Regions from separate parts of the Homo sapiens genome. Here region 2 is linked to region 1. Evidence: chromatin contacts called from ENCODE Hi-C or POLR2A ChIA-PET data. All regions are on one chromosome and are shown on one strand. Each heading gives the region's core, a stretch centred on a gene start or an enhancer-like site at or near the end of the contact. The rest is flanking DNA. Distances are from core to core; before and after follow the strand shown. Region 1 has its middle 12 kb from the start of TASOR. Region 2 has its middle 52 kb from the start of ARHGEF3-AS1.

Region 1 (7,639 bases), core at 1,989-4,488:
GCCCACCGCTGCACTGTGGGAGCCCCTTTCTGGGCTGGCCAAGGCCAGAGCCAGCTCCCTCAGCTTGCAGGGAGGTGTGGAGGGAGAGCCGCAAGCGGGAACCCGGGCTGCCCGCGGCGCTTGCTGGCCAGCTGGAGTTCCGTGTGGGCGCGGGCTTGGCGGCCCCACACTCGGAGCAGCCGGCCGGCCCTGCCGGCCCCGGGCAATGAGGGGCTTAGCACCCGGGCCAGTGGCTGCGGAGGGTGTAGTGGGTCCCCCAGCAGTGCCAGCCCACCGGCGATGCGCTCGATTTCTCACCCGGCCTTAGCTGCCTTCCCACGGGGCAGGACTCAGGACCTGCAGCCCGCCATGCCTGAGCCTCCCACCCCCTCCATGGGCTCCTGTGCTGACCCGAGCCTCCCCGATGAGCGCCGCCCCCTGCTCCACGGCGCCCAGTTCCATCGACCACCCAAGGGCTGAGGAGTGCGGGCGCAAGGGGCGGGACTGGCAGGCAGCTCCACCTGCAGCCCCAGTGCGGGATCCACTGGGTGAAGCCAGCTGGGCTCCTGAGTCTGGTGGGGACGTGGAGAACCTTTATGTCTAGCTCAGGGATTGTAAATACACCAATCGGCACTCTGTATCTAGCTCAAGGTTTGTAAACACACCAATCAGCACCCTGTGTCTAGCTCAGGGTTTGTGAATGCACCAATCGACACTCTGTATTTAGCTACTCTGGTGGGGCCTTGGAGAACCTTTGTGTCCACACTCTGTATCTAGCTAATCTAGTGGGGACGTGGAGGACCTCTGTGTCTAGCTCAGGGATTGTAAACGCACCAGTCAGCGCCCTGTCAAAACAGACCACTTGGCTCTACCAATCAGCAGGATGTGGGTGGGGCCAGATAAGAGAATAAAAGCAGGCTGCCCTAGCCAGCAGTGGCAACCTACTCGGGTCCCCTTCCACACTGTGGAAGCTTTGTTCTTTCGCTCTGCAATAAATCTTGCTACTGCTCACTCTTTGGGTCCACACTGCTTTTATGAGCTGTAACACTCACTGCGAAGGTCTGCAGCTTCACTCCTGAGCCAGCGAGACCATGAACCCACCAGAAGGAAAAAACTCCGAACACAGCCGAACATCAGAAGGAACAAACTCCAGACGTGCCACCTCAAGAGATGTAACACTCACCGCAAGGGTCCGCGGCTTCATTCTTGAAGTCAGTGAGACCAAGAACCCACCAATTCCGGACACACTAGGGAAGCCTGAAAAAGACCCTCTTAATTTGGCAAGAAACCATGTTGAAGTTGATTCCTGGTTAATGACTGGAAGAAAAACTTCCATGCAATGAGGAGAAGCAACAAAAGGGAGAAATTCAATTGAAAAAAAGAATATAGTTAGCAATGAACAAGAAGCAAGTGTCCTCTCACCAACACAGCTGACTCTGGTAACCACAAACCTCAGCTAAACCCAGAAGTCAAGAGCTGTCACTTAAGTTTTGTTTCATTTCTGAGTGAAACCCTTCTAAGACTTTATTACATGCAATGCCATGGATTAATGTCATAGACATAATGTTAAATGAAAGACGTACTGTATGATCCCATTTACATGATGTTCAAGGACAGACAAAAATAATCTATGGTAATAAAAGAATTGTGGTTCCCTTGTGGGGGTGAAGATGTACTGTATGATCCCATTTACATGACGTTCAAGGACAGACAAAAATAATCTATGGTAGTAAAGGAATTGTGGTTCCCTTTTTGGAGTGGGGGTGGTAGGTAATTGACTCAAAGGGGACATGAAGGAACTTTCTGGAATGATGGAAATGCTCTGTATCTTGATCTGGGTGGTAGTTATACAGACAGGGGCATACACATATAAGTATTCATTGAACTGTATGCATAGAGTTGCATTTTATTCTGTGATGTTATTCTTCAATTAAATAAACAAAAACAAAACTTTTCTATGGATTCTCATTATTCCAGGGACAAAGATAAGAATTCTTCATGTGGGCAATGGACCCTTACTGATTCTGACCTTTGCCTGCCTTTCCATCTTGCACTTCACTTCCCTAAGCTCCTCCTTGGTTCTTCCTATGTCTGGCACACTTGCCAAACTCCCTGGCCATGCAATCAACCTCAGCACATGATATGTTTCCTGTGTGGGATGTTATTCTTCCCCGTGCCACCCTCTTCTCCAGTTCCAGTAAGCTACTGCACTTCCTTTGGCTGAAGCTTCACTTCCCTGTGTGAACTTCTTTCATAATCGGCCCCCCATTCTAGGTCGAGTTCCCCATTGGATGCTCTTACAGAATTTTGCTCCTTTTACTCAGACCATTTACCTCCCAATTTCCTCAATTTGTAATTACTCCCTCATTTGTGGGACTATTTAATTAAATCTGTCTCTCTCACTACAGTCTGTGCCATACCATGGACTGAGGGTCAATGTCTGGGTTCTGCTTACCATGGTATCCCCAGGGCTCACCACAGTGCCTGGAACACAGTAAGTGTTTACTAAATATGTTTTTGGGCCGGGCGCAGTGGCTCACGCCTGTAATCCCAGCACTTTGGGAGGCCAAGGCAGGTGGATCACGAGGTCAGAAGATCAAGACCCTCCTGGCTAACAGGGTGAAACCCCATCTCTACTAAAAATACAAAAAAAAAAAAAAAAACTTAGCCAGGCGTGGTGGCGGGCACCTGTAGTCCCAGATACTTGGGAGGCTGAAGCAGGAGAATGGCGTGAACCTAGGAGGTGGAGCTTGCAGTGAGCTGAGGTCACGCCACTGCACTCCAGCCTGGGCGACAGAGCTAGACTTAAATAAATAAATAAATATGTTTTTGACTCCTGAGGATAAAGTGACTATCTGATATTCTCTGGCAGAAAAATTGTTGATGTCTCACATTACGTGATTTGGATTTATCCCCATTAAATGTTTGGTATATCTTGCTTTAAGCAAACTGAATCCATTATATGGAAATCTGTATTTATTCAAAATATAAATTAGAGTGCATGTACTCAAATGCCTGTTACGAGATTTATACAAGTTCCAGGTGTTTTTTACTGCATTTGAAAAATAGATGAGCTTCATTTGCCAAATTCAAGCCTAGTTGAAATCAATAGGGTTTAAGAATTGGAAGTGATGGTTTTCTTCTATCAGCTGACTGGCCAGTATAGACGCAGTTATAGAGTCATTTACACCACTGCCATTATCATCTGAACAAAGATCTAAATTTATACTAACTTCACGTTGTGGTTGGTGGAGCTCTGTAAGTAAGAAGGAGGCTGGTGCCAACAATCCAAGTTACACAAAGAGAAAAAAAATGCTCAAGAGGAAGTGGTACACTACAAAAGTGCAAACGTAGGTGGAATGTGTGAAAAAAAAAATTTTCAAATTAAAAGTGTCTTCGATTTTATGTTTTTATGATAAAAGAGGCCAAAAGAAAGTTGTCTGGAACTTCCTATTTTCAAGATAACCCATCTCAGCACTCAATTTGGAAGACAGTGAATAAGTTGGAGGAAAAGAAGTAACAATACAGAGAGAACATGTGAATAACACCTTGCAATTTACCAAATGCTTCACTTATTCTCTCAACCTGCTACCAGGCCCTAAGATGGGCTTCTGAGGTTACAGCTGTAAACAAGCAGATCCATCCTGACCCTGTTTGTTTTCTGATGCTTCTATACCCATTGCCTCATTTAATCTTCCCAGCATTGTCAGAGAAACATTGTTACATTTGTCAGATGAGGAAATGGTAACTTAACTGCCTTGCTCAAGGAAACATCACCAGTAAGTGAGGGAACAGGACTCAGATTTGCCTCCTAAATCTAATTGCAAACCCTTGCAACTACCCCAGTTCTACTTGCTTATAGGCCTCTGGGATGGCTACTTTGTTAATCAAGACTCTCAATGGAAATCAAGAAAAATTACAAAGTTACCCACTGGGCATTTTAATCATTCCTCTATGTATCATTTCTCTCCCTTGTTTTGTCCTTTCATTTTTCTGAGTGAACAGGAATATTCCCACCAACTCCCTTAAAAACACAAGTTTCTTCACTAATTTCTCGTAGCTCCTACAGATTTATATATGATTTCTGGGCAGACAGAAGTAATCAAAGTCATCCAATTTCTTTGGCTGACCAATAACTAAATTGAGAGCTGCTTCCCTTTTAAGTCACATGATTCAGGTTATTGTTTTATTATTTGGTGCTTCATAGTACCAGAAAGGTATTCAGACTTAATTTTGGACATTTTCTCCCCAGTCCATAAAAGCCTGGTAATAAAAAGATATTTGACATGACCTTTTGCTATATGGTTGGTGCTACAAAATGCTGATTTTAAGAGAAATTAGCAAAAGTACATCAACATATGAAGAGATGAACAAGATATCTTACATTTATACAATGGAATATTATTTGTCCATAAAAAGGAGTGAAGAACTGATACATCCTGCAACATGGATGAACCTGGAAAATACTGTGCTAAGAAAAAGAAGCCAGTCACAAAATGCTGCATATGGTATGATTCTGTTTATAGGAAATGTCCAGAACAGGGAAATCAATACAGACAGAAATTAGATCAGTGGTTTCCTAGGGCTAGGTTAATGAGGGAATTTGGGGATGATAGCTAAAGGGTACAGGTTCTTTTTAAGGTGATGAAAATGTAGTTGCATAATTCTGTGATTATCTTAAAGACGATTGAATTGTATGCTTTAAGTCAGTGAATTGTATGGTGCATGAATTATATCAATGAAACTTTTTTTTTTCATGTCTGACGGGTAATGTGCTGAAATTTATGAACTACCAAAGGATCTAAAACCGGTTTTTTATTATTTTTTATTTTTATTTATTTATTTAATTTTTTTGAGACGGAGTCTTGCTCTGTAGCCCAGGCTGGCATGATCACAGCTCACTGCAAACTTGAACTCCTAGCCTCAAGTGATCCTCCCACCTCGGCCACCCAAAGTGCTGGAATTACTTACAGGCGTGAACCCCCACACCCAGCCTTAAACTGTTTTTTAAAAAAGGAGGTTGATATAGTGTTCCACTAATAGCTTGGGGGAAATTCTTTCTCAGGTATATAATACAGGAAGTTATTTGACAGGCAACTATGCTTAAATTTATGTTAATTGTGTAGAAAGAACTGAGTAAATCATTTCCTGTTTTCTCTCCACCTGCCCCCACCAAAAAAAGAAAAGAAAAAATTCTAAATTTGACCAATACAATAATAGCAAGATAACGCAAAGATTACAATGGGATATGGCCTGGGTCAATTAAAGCACCAGCAATTGGCATTGGACCCTCCACCTTATGCATGTCTATATCCAGCCATGATGTGAATATGTGAGTAGCAAAAGTGCTAGCTGTGTCTTTTCCTGATTTTTTTTTTTTTTTTTTTTTTTTTGAGATGGAGTTTCACTCTTGTTGCCCAGGCTGGAGTGCAATGGCGCCATCTCAGCTCACTGCAACCTCCACTTCCCAGGTTCAAGTGATTCTCCTGCCTCAGCCCCCAGAGTAGCTAGGATTACAGGCATGCGCTACCACGCCTGGCTAATTTTGTATTTTTAGTAGAGACAGGGTTTCTCCATGTTGGTCAGGCTGGTCTCGAACTCCCAACCTCAGGTGATCCACCCGCCTCGGCCTCCCAAAGTGCTGGGATTCCAGGCGTGAGTTACCGTGCCTGGCTCTTTTCCTGGTTTTTATATTTTAATGATTCGTATTAGAGTTAATTCACATTAACCCTCTTCAAAAAGAACATTAAACCTAAAGCCCAGTGACTTAACAACATTAAATATTCCAGATTCTTTTCCCCAAAAAGTTCCATTTCAACTCTTGGAAACAAAAAGTTAGATAATGGTTTGGCTTTAAATGCCTCATTTCAAATGTCCTTCCCCATAATACTCCCAAGTGAAAAAAATATTTTTTCCCAATTATTTTTTCATTTAATGTAAAACATTCCAGTTAAAAGAGATTCTCAAAAATAGAGCTTTACAAAAAATACGAGTTCAAGTTTCAGTACCCTACCCTTCCCCCACCCCCGGCCCAGTGGCTCTGAAAAGATAGGCAATTAATAATAAGTTTTTTCCTAAGAAATCTTTGGGGAACCAGCCAAGTTTAAATAGGGTAATTGGTAGGTCTATGGTTGCAATTTACATAAATTATAGAAACATAACACCAGACATTTATCTAATTGAAGAAAATGTGGTGTTCAGTTACTTATCTAGAGGAATTCTACTTGCAGTTTGTGCCATTTGGTGATTAGTCCATTCTCTTGAGAATCTGAGTTGCTCTAGAGACAGAATATATGATAATAATGGTCCAAAAAATCAGTTTTGCTTACTTAGCAACAACAAAAAATATATATTAAAAATAAAATACTATTCATATACATTTCCTTGATAAAAATAGTATTGAAATAGTATAAATCCATAATTCCTTTAGAAGATGCTTATCCACATTCCTGTTAGAGATGTGGAGTAGTTAACACTCACCAGATGATGCTCTCCTTCCTTCCTTCCTTCCTTCCTTTCTTTCTCTTTCTTTTTTTTTTTTTTTTTTGAGATGGAGTTTTACTCTTGTCGCCCAGGCTGGAGTGCAATGGCATGATCTCGGCTCACTGCAACCTCTGCCTCTTGGGTTCAAGTGATTCTCCTGCCTCAGCCTCCCGAGTCTGGGACTACAGGTGTGCGCCACCACACCCTGCTGATTTTTGTAGTTTTAGTAGAGACGGGGTTTCACTATGTTGGCCAGGCTGGTCTCGAACTCCTGACATCAGGTGATCCACCTGCCTCAGCCTCCCAAAGTGCTGGGATTACAGGTGTGAGCCACCGCACCCGCCAATGCTCTCCTTTCTTTCAGTGCTAAAGAACTCTTCACTCTCTTAATCAATCTGTTATTACAAGTCCTATGGCCCTTTGTTGAATTTCTGTTTACTAGAAATATAATAAGCAACGTAAGATATTTAATTTTGTCAAAGTCGTTCCAAATCTCTTATACTAAATAAGTATAAAGATACTATATATGTATATATATATGTGTATATATGTGTGTGTGTGTATGTGTGTGTGTGTGTGTGTGTGTGTGTGTGTGTATATATATATATATATATATTTTTTTTTTTTTTTTTTTCCACCCAGGCTGGAGTGCAGTGGTGAGATCACAGCTCACTGCAGCCTTGACATCTCTGGCTCAGGTGATCCTCCCACCTCAGCCTCCCAAGTAGCTGGGACCACAGGCATGCACCACCACCCGGGCTAATTTGTATTTTTTGTAGAGATGGGATTGTGCAATATTGCCCAGGTTGGTCTGGAACTCCTGGGTTCAAGTGATCTGCCTACCTTGGCCTCCCAAAGTGCTGGGATTCCAGGTGTGAGCCACCATGCCCAGCCTGATAATAAGCAAAATTCCACTTCCCTAGTGCTACAGACTAAATTTTTATGTCCCACCCAAATTCATATGTTGAAACTCTTAGGATTTCACCATCCTTGATAATTGTCAGATAAAGAAGTAGGACCTTTGGGAGGTAACTAGGTCATGAGGGTGGAGCCCTCATGCATGGGATTAGCGTCTTTATAAAACAGACTTCAGAGAGCCCCTTTACCCCTTTAGCCATGTGAGGACGCAGTGGAAAGATGGCTGTCCACGAATGAGGGAGTGGTTCCTCACCAGACA
Region 2 (7,639 bases), core at 1,722-4,221, 190 kb after region 1:
CTTTGCTTCTCTGAGCCACCTTTTCTCAACTCTAAGGTGTGAGCAGAGGTGGTGATGATGGCATTAGCTTCTATTCTCAAAGGAAGAGGAGTAAATATAGTAATGCATTTTAGAGCTTAGTAGAGTGCCTAGTACACAGTAGGTGCTCAAAACATGGGTTGGAGGGCTCTGGGAGGACTGTGAGGGAGGTCTTCCCAGAGGAGGAGGCATTTGAATAGGCCTAAAAGATGAATAAGAGTTTGTCAGACACAGATGGGGAAGATATTGGGGCTCTTTTTGTTAAGCAGCTACCTAGATATTTAAAATTCCAAAGGTCAATATGGTCCTATACAGAGCAGTGGCGTTCTACATATATACATTTTTCCACTGAAACAGTGGTGCAGCGTGCAGCAGAATCACCTGAGGAATGATTCAGAGATGCTGATGCCAGGAGCCATCCCCAGGAATGCTTAATCAGCCATTTGGGAGGGTGCCCAGGAATCTGGATTAACAAGCTCACCCAGTGACTTTTAGGAAGTCAAATACTCCACTCAGCGTCCTTGAGGGAAGCCTCGAGAAGATGCTGATCACAACTCCGGGCACAGCTGCCGTTTTTGAGGATGCTTCACGTTTGTACAGGGCCCTGATCCTTACTGATTCACCATCCAGGTACAATTAAAAACAGCACTTCAGTGCCAGTGAAACCAATTCACCAGCTTATATTTATATGGTGACTTTTTGAGCCAGATATGGTATGGGATAATTTCCATCCTACAGGTTAATAAACTGAGGTCAGGAGAGAGAAGCAATTTGCTCAAAGTTACATGGTTACAGCGTAACACTCTGAATCCAGGATTCTAATTCCTAGGGCAAAGCCTTTTACATACACTGTTCAAAGGTTGGTGGCAAATAGGTTACATCTCACTTGCCATCCAGAATGTCTGGTAGTGTCTGCTTGGAGCACTGTACTGAGAAGGACTGCACAGCATAGCAAGCCAGAGAATGCTGTGATCACAATCAGCAACACGTGCTGGGCAATGAATTGGGGCATGGCAGCATGGGCGTCCTGCTGCCTAGAGTAACCCCATGCCCTTCTTGAGTTCTGCTTCTCCTGCCTTGGGAGGCTACAGTATTATACCTGAGATCTTGGGAGGTATCAGGAGGAGGTTGAGACTCTGGGATGTTATCTGTAGAGTAGAAATAATGCCTTCCAGGTTAGGGTGTTGTGAGGATCATAGATGTTGGGCGACAAGACCTGGCACATAGTAGGTGCACAGTAAGTGGCAGCTCCTGTTATGAATTGCCCAGACCATAGGCTACACCGATACATGCTGCAACCTGGTATTACCAGATTATTGAGTTTTATGGTGCTACAGTTCCATTCCTTGAGCTCAATGATTTTGTCAACCTGACATGTTGACAGTAGCCTAGATGCACATTGATGCAGGAAAGTGAATAATAAGAGAAGCTCCTCTCCTCACAGGCATGCAGCCCTCTCCAGACCAATTCAACACACTACCCAGCTTTGGAGCCAAGCCTCATGAGTTCCCCCAACCCAGTTCCTGCCAGATACTGCCACCTGCTCCAAGTGTCAAATCCAGAAGACAAATGGCCTCCAATGGTCTTTTTAATTCAGCCATAGACAGTCAATCTGGGATAGAATGATCTCCTTAAGGAACCCACATGTTTTATAAAATAAAAACTGCATGAATTATGAAAATGAATTTTCTTTTCAATTTTCTTACATAGGGAGGTGACTGACCACTGCCAGCAACAAAAAAGTAGCCTGAAGTTTAAACTCTGGGCTCAGAACGAAAATTTCACAAACCATCACTAAGTCACTTGTTCATTTGCTCTGTGTTCACTGAGCACTTTTGACACGCAAAACCCCATTCTGGGTCCTTGGATATAGCAGTGAATGAGCCAGGCATGTTCCCTGCCCACTAGTTTGGAGTAAAAATAAAACAAAGTAATTACAGATTGTGATCTCTGTCATGAATGAGTCAGATAAGGTGCTAAGACAGAGGCTAGCAGGGCAGACCCATTTTAGAAAGATAATTTTATTTAATTGTTTTCTGGGTTTTGGTTGACCTTTTCATGAGACATAAGCCCATGAAGGCAGGACTTGGTCAGTCATGCTCACAGTCCCAGAGCCTGGGACAATCCCTGGTACACAGCCAGCTTCCCTTAAAATAGGATTTCTGGATTTTGTTGATCCTCTTGGTCCTCCTCCCTTTGCTTGTCTTCTTCACTAATTGCCCAACTCGAGAGGGCCACAGGAAGAGAGAACAGAAAGGACCTGGTGAAGAAGGGCGTACAGATGGAAACACCACATAAAGACATTTCACGCTCTACCCAGGAACTGGGATTTCTAGAATATTGGGGTGTTGACCTCATGCCAGTGATCTACAGAGTAGCTCATGGAAGAAATCACCAGTTGGAAATAAGCCACGGAAACATAAACAAATGAGCATCTCAGAAAGCAGAGAGTGCAACAGGACACGGCACTCACTTTGAACTTCACTGGAGCTACTACTACTAATAATTCACACTGATAATAATGAAAGCTTTAGCCTATTGAACGCTCACTACATGTCAGGCACAGAGCTAAATCCTTATATGCATGATCTCATTTGATCCTCATAACTACCCCATGAGGTAGGTGGATAATGGTTATCATCTCCATTCTACAGAGTAGGAGATGAAGGCTCAAAAAGGGGCAGGAATTTGTCCAGGGTTTCATGATTAGCAAGTGGCAGAGCCTGGATTCAAATCCAGGTCTTTCCTACTTCAAACTATGTGCTTCCCCACCATGCTGTCCCGTCCCAGAGTCTGGGATGGCACATCAGACCTGCACAGAAGGTCTAGGAAGGTGTTGAGCATGAGGAATATGGCAAGAAAATAACCTTTATTCTACTAGAGAGACTGGTCTTCAAGACCACAGCACACACTGTCTAGACCAAATCAATTTTGTGGTCCTTTCTAGTTTTAAGAGCTATCAGTGTCTGCTATCAGGTAGCAGGCATTGGTGGCAAGCACTGGTGGCAAATAGGTTACGTCTCACTTGCCATCCAGAATGTCTGGTAGTGTTTGTTTGGAGCACTGTATTGAGAAGGACTGCACAGCATAGCAAGCCAGAGAATGCTGTGATCACAATTAGCAACATGTGCTGGGGAACGAATTGGGGCACAGCAGCAAGGGCGTCCCGCTGCCTAGAATAACCCCATTTCCTTCTTGAGTTCTGCTTCTCCTGCCTTGGGAGGCTACAGTATTATACCTGGGATCTTGGGAGGTATCAGGAGGAGGCTGAGACTCTGGGATGTTATCTGTAGAGTAGAAATAATGCCTTCCAGGTTAGGGTGTTGTGAGGATCATAGATGTTGGGTGACAAGACCTGGCACATAGTAAGTGCACAGTAAGTGGCAGCTCCTGTTATGAATTGCCCACAGGAAGTAAAAAATGCCATTTTACTTCCTCTGCATAAAAAACCACTGATCAGTTACCTGGGGGCGTTCCCAGGCAGGAAGGGCACTGTGTGTGAACTGTGCATTTGCACACTTGGTCTGACAGGTTCCCAGCCAATTTGAGGAGCCAAGGACCCACCCTGTTATTCTTGTCAAATTTACTGAAGCAAAGGCACAGTCCACTTCCCTTTCAACCATGAAAACAAAGCACCTTCGGTGAGCCCAATAATTGTGCTGTAGTCTCTGCACTCTGATTTCAGCACATAACTTTAACCCCTCAGTGCCCTGTGCTGAGCAGTAGGTCAGTGAATAATTTCTAAATGGGTGACTAAAAGAAAGAATGAATAAAGGAGGCCAGTGTTTTTGAGGTGACACCTTTCCCTTTCATTAACCACCTGGTGGCAAAAGGGCAGCCAAAATTAAATCAAAAACCTCAAAAGTGAAGGTCATTGAAGGCTTAAATTCTTCAACCTCAAATCTCCTTGGAGAAAAAACCTGCCCATTCAAGCTAAGATTCTTGTTTTTCAAATAAGAGCTTTTTTTTTTTTTTTTCTTACCAGCAGGGGCATTTATTTTCCTTAAAATGCACAGACATGTTAAAAGAAATTACAGTTGTTTAGACATTGGTCCAAGTGGGACATTGGCCATTTCCACTCCTACGAAAAGGAATGTCAGATCTGTTCAAGGGTGAGGCACATCCCTGACCAACGAATCTATCCATGTACTGCCCTGGGCGACAGTCTGGGGACTCAGTCTCTGTGCTTTAAGAGCAAGTAATCCAAGATTGATAACACCTCAGATGGAAAGGGAACATCCAGCTGAACCAAACCCTAAATGAACTTAATGGGCACCTGACCCCTTTGTCTCAATGCCACGTGCCTATATGGGGGTGGGGAGAAAGGCAGTTACAGAGGAGAATTTGTGGGCACAATAGACCTGCATGTAGTCTCTAAGTCCTTAGCCCTGCAGGTTATATATTTGCTATAGACCACTTTCTAGAAGTGCTCAAGTGCTGAAAAAACCCTACCACTGCTTCTTAAAAAAGCAACCAGGGGCCAGGCATGGTGGCTCACGCCTGTAATTCCAGCACATTGGGAGGCCGAGGCAGTTGGATCACCTGCGGTCAGGAGTTCCAGACCAGCCTGGCCAATATGGTGAAACCCCGTCTCTACTAAAAATGTAAAAATTAGCTGGGCATGATTGTGTGCACCTGTAATCTCAGCTACTTGGGAGGCTGAGGCAGGAGAATCGCTTGAACCTGGGAGACGGAGGTTGCGGTGAGCCGAGATCGCACCATTGCACTCCAGCCTGGGCAATAAGAACGAAACTCCATCTCAAAAAAAAACAAAAACAAAAACAAAAAACAAAAATGACCAGGGGGTCCCTTTGCTAATTTGCAATAGAGCAAAGTCCTGTGCATATTCCAATGGGAGGTCTCATGGAGATATGGGTATTCCTGGAAGGATCAAGTGAACATTGCCAGAGACTCGTTACTGCCTCTGCTTGAGAGATCCTGCTAGCTTGACCTTCACCTGAACCTTTCGACCCACTTTCACAAACATTATTGTTTCCAGGACACTCTGTGGCTATCTCTTTTTAGGGTTGGCTACCTTCTGATATCACAAGGCAGACATCTGAATCTCATCGGTAAATAACCCATGAACAAACTGCCTTTTCGGTTGTCCTGGGGAAGATTCTCTGTGAAAAGCACTGATCCTATCCTTACCCGACAACAGATTCTCAGAAGAGCTGGCCGTGGTCCAAGCCTGAATAGCGTGTCCTTACCTGGCTTAACTTCCATCCTCTCCAGACCTCCTTTGAGGTTTTGAGAAAATCACCAGGTGCCTTCCAATACAAAAGTGGAGGGAAACAGACGCTGGAATTGGGCACCTACTATGAGCCAAGGACTATGCTCTCAGTTTAATGGATTGTGCCATTTAAGCTTCTCCTCAGCCCGGTTTAAGTAAGCCTTGTGGTGTTCATTTTAACAGAGAGGAACGCTGAAGCTCAGGAAGGTTTTAGTAACTTGCTCAAGGTCACAAAGTGAGTGAGTGCTGGAGAGAGGATTTTCTGGAGGCCACCCTGACTGCCAAACCACTGACCTCTCTGCATATGATGCTATTTCTCTTTGTACATTGTTTAAAAACAATCTGCGTTTCCTTTAAATTAATACATACAAATAAGGTAAAATACATTTAAATATTTGTTTCATGGCTGGGCGCAGTGGCTCATGCTTGTAATCCCAGCACTTTGGGAGGCCGAGATGGGCGGATCACCTGAGGTCAGGAGTTTGAGACCAGCCTGGCCAACATGGTGAAACCTCATCTCTACTAAAAATACAAAAATTAGCTGAGCGTGGTAGCGTGCGCCTGTAATCATAGCTATCCAGAAGGCTGAGGCAGGAGAATCGCTGGAACCCAGGAGGCAGAGGCTGCAGTGAGCCAAGGTCGCACCACTGCACTCCAGCCTGGGTGACAGAGCAAGACTCCTTCTCAATAAATAAATAAATAAATACATAAATAATTGTTTAAAATCATATGTGTTTTAAAACAATATAAAAAGACCCACAAGGCATTTACCTACATACCTCAAAGAAACTAAGAGCATAAATGAGACAGTTCAAAATGCAGCTCCACCTTTGCTACTTGGTGTGACCTTGGGCAAATTACTTCTCTATTCCTTCATTCACTCAACAAATATTTACTGAGCATTTACTATGTGCCAGGCAGGTTCTAAGTGTATGGGATACGTCAGTGTCTATAAAGCAGTTCTATAAGCTTTGGTTTTCTCCATCATGGGGTTATTTCAAGTATTAAAAGAAATAAAATATTTCGAACAGAGCCAGACATATGGCAAGAGATTTGAAAAATGTAATTATTATTGCTACTGCGGTTATTACCGTAATTACTATTACTACTGCTGTCACTGCTGGCATAATTATTTTGTTGTTATTTGATGTTGAGAGTCAGGCAGGGAGGGTATTAGAGATGGCAGGATCCTGCAGAATGATGGGCAGGAGACCTGGTACGCTGCCTGACTCTTTCTAACTACCCAGGTCCCAGAGGACTATCCACAAACACTCTCAGGATACCTTCAGTCACATTTGCACTGTGTCGTTCCCACTTCTTTCACAGAGACAAGGGCTACTGCAAGCCTGACTTAATTTTAAATGGCCAAGATTGAACTGATTAGTGTCAGAACAACCCTGTTATTTAATCACTGGGCTTTTCTATTTAATAACCAGGTGACCAGAGCAGCAAAAACGTACTGATTGAGAGAGTGCAGCTCCTGACTTGGCAGCAAATAGTCCCTGATTAGTCATTTGTAATTATTAAATTCAAACCAGATCTCGAACCTTTTTGATTTATCTCTTTGCTGGCAAACAACTTTGGTGGTTTCAGAGGCTTTGATGCCTTGCCTTTCATCTGCTCTTTCTTTGCGGAAAGATTAGCAAAAGGATTTTGTGTTCTTGTACTTGCCCTTAGCTGGAACTTGACTTGCTAAATTCACGTTTTAGCAGGGAGAGGATCCACATTTTGTTCTTCTCCAGTCTGAAGCTCCAGAAGTGAATGAGAGAATTGAAAGAAGGAGCACCAACTCCATTTTTAAAAAGTAAAAAAAAAAAAAAAAAATAGAGACGAGATCTCCCTATGTCTTGCAGGCTGGTCTCAAACTTCTGAGCTCAAGCAATCCTCTCGCCTCCACCTCCCAATGTGCTGGGATTACAGGTGTGACCCACCGTGCCTGGCCCCTACTCCATTTTTAGTACACTGCTTTTTTTTTTTTTTTCCTTTTCCTTATTTTTAAAACATCCTCCTTTTTCTAGGATCCAGGAACCCCAGTCCTTTTTTCTAGGCTGTCTTCAGTGTGCTGACAGGGTGGAGAAATGGGAAATCATGATGTTTTCAGAGCTACGGGGAACTAAATTTTAACAAATATAATATGCAATTATGTGCTCAGATACCACTAACTATAGGTTGAAGATGTTAGGTAGACTCTAAAGTCAGTGTTTGTGAGTTTACATCTTAGTTAAGCCATTTATTTGTTGTGGAACCTTAAGCGCATCATTTTACCTCTCTGCACCTTAGTTTCCTCACCTATAAAATGGGGACACGAATAGTACCTCCCTCCTAAGGTTACTGTGAAAGTTAAATAGATCAGTGTGGGTAAAGAGCTTAGCACAATGCGTGGCCCTC

The links. Hi-C counts contacts between places; a loop is a spot of excess contacts on that map. ChIA-PET counts read pairs that join two places held with the same protein, here RNA polymerase II (POLR2A). Pooled maps may share reads with other maps.
Region 2: a loop to region 1 is called in a pooled map, with 2.4 times the contacts of the local background. The contact joins two enhancer-like sites. A Hi-C loop is called at or near these places in 1 of 168 maps with a recorded cell type or tissue (PC-3) and 5 of 50 pooled maps. POLR2A ChIA-PET finds 5 or more read pairs at or near these places in 10 of 52 experiments (CD4-positive, alpha-beta T cell, CD8-positive, alpha-beta memory T cell, Panc1 and 6 more).

What each region holds. Positions count from the first base shown.
Region 1 is chr3:56,691,798-56,699,436 of GRCh38, forward strand. No RefSeq gene overlaps it. Among named protein-coding and RNA genes, the nearest start is that of TASOR, 12 kb to the left of the region's middle. Within about 2 kb of position 3,239, at least 3 of the 41 ENCODE cell types and tissues checked have a DNase peak (open chromatin) inside an H3K27ac peak, as active enhancers do; they include CD4-positive, alpha-beta T cell, where a contact is called at or near this core.
Region 2 is chr3:56,884,125-56,891,763 of GRCh38, forward strand. It overlaps a transcript of ARHGEF3 not described here. Among named protein-coding and RNA genes, the nearest start is that of ARHGEF3-AS1, 52 kb to the right of the region's middle. RefSeq lists a silencer at 3,407-3,466. Within about 2 kb of position 2,972, at least 4 of the 41 ENCODE cell types and tissues checked have a DNase peak (open chromatin) inside an H3K27ac peak, as active enhancers do; they include CD4-positive, alpha-beta T cell, where a contact is called at or near this core.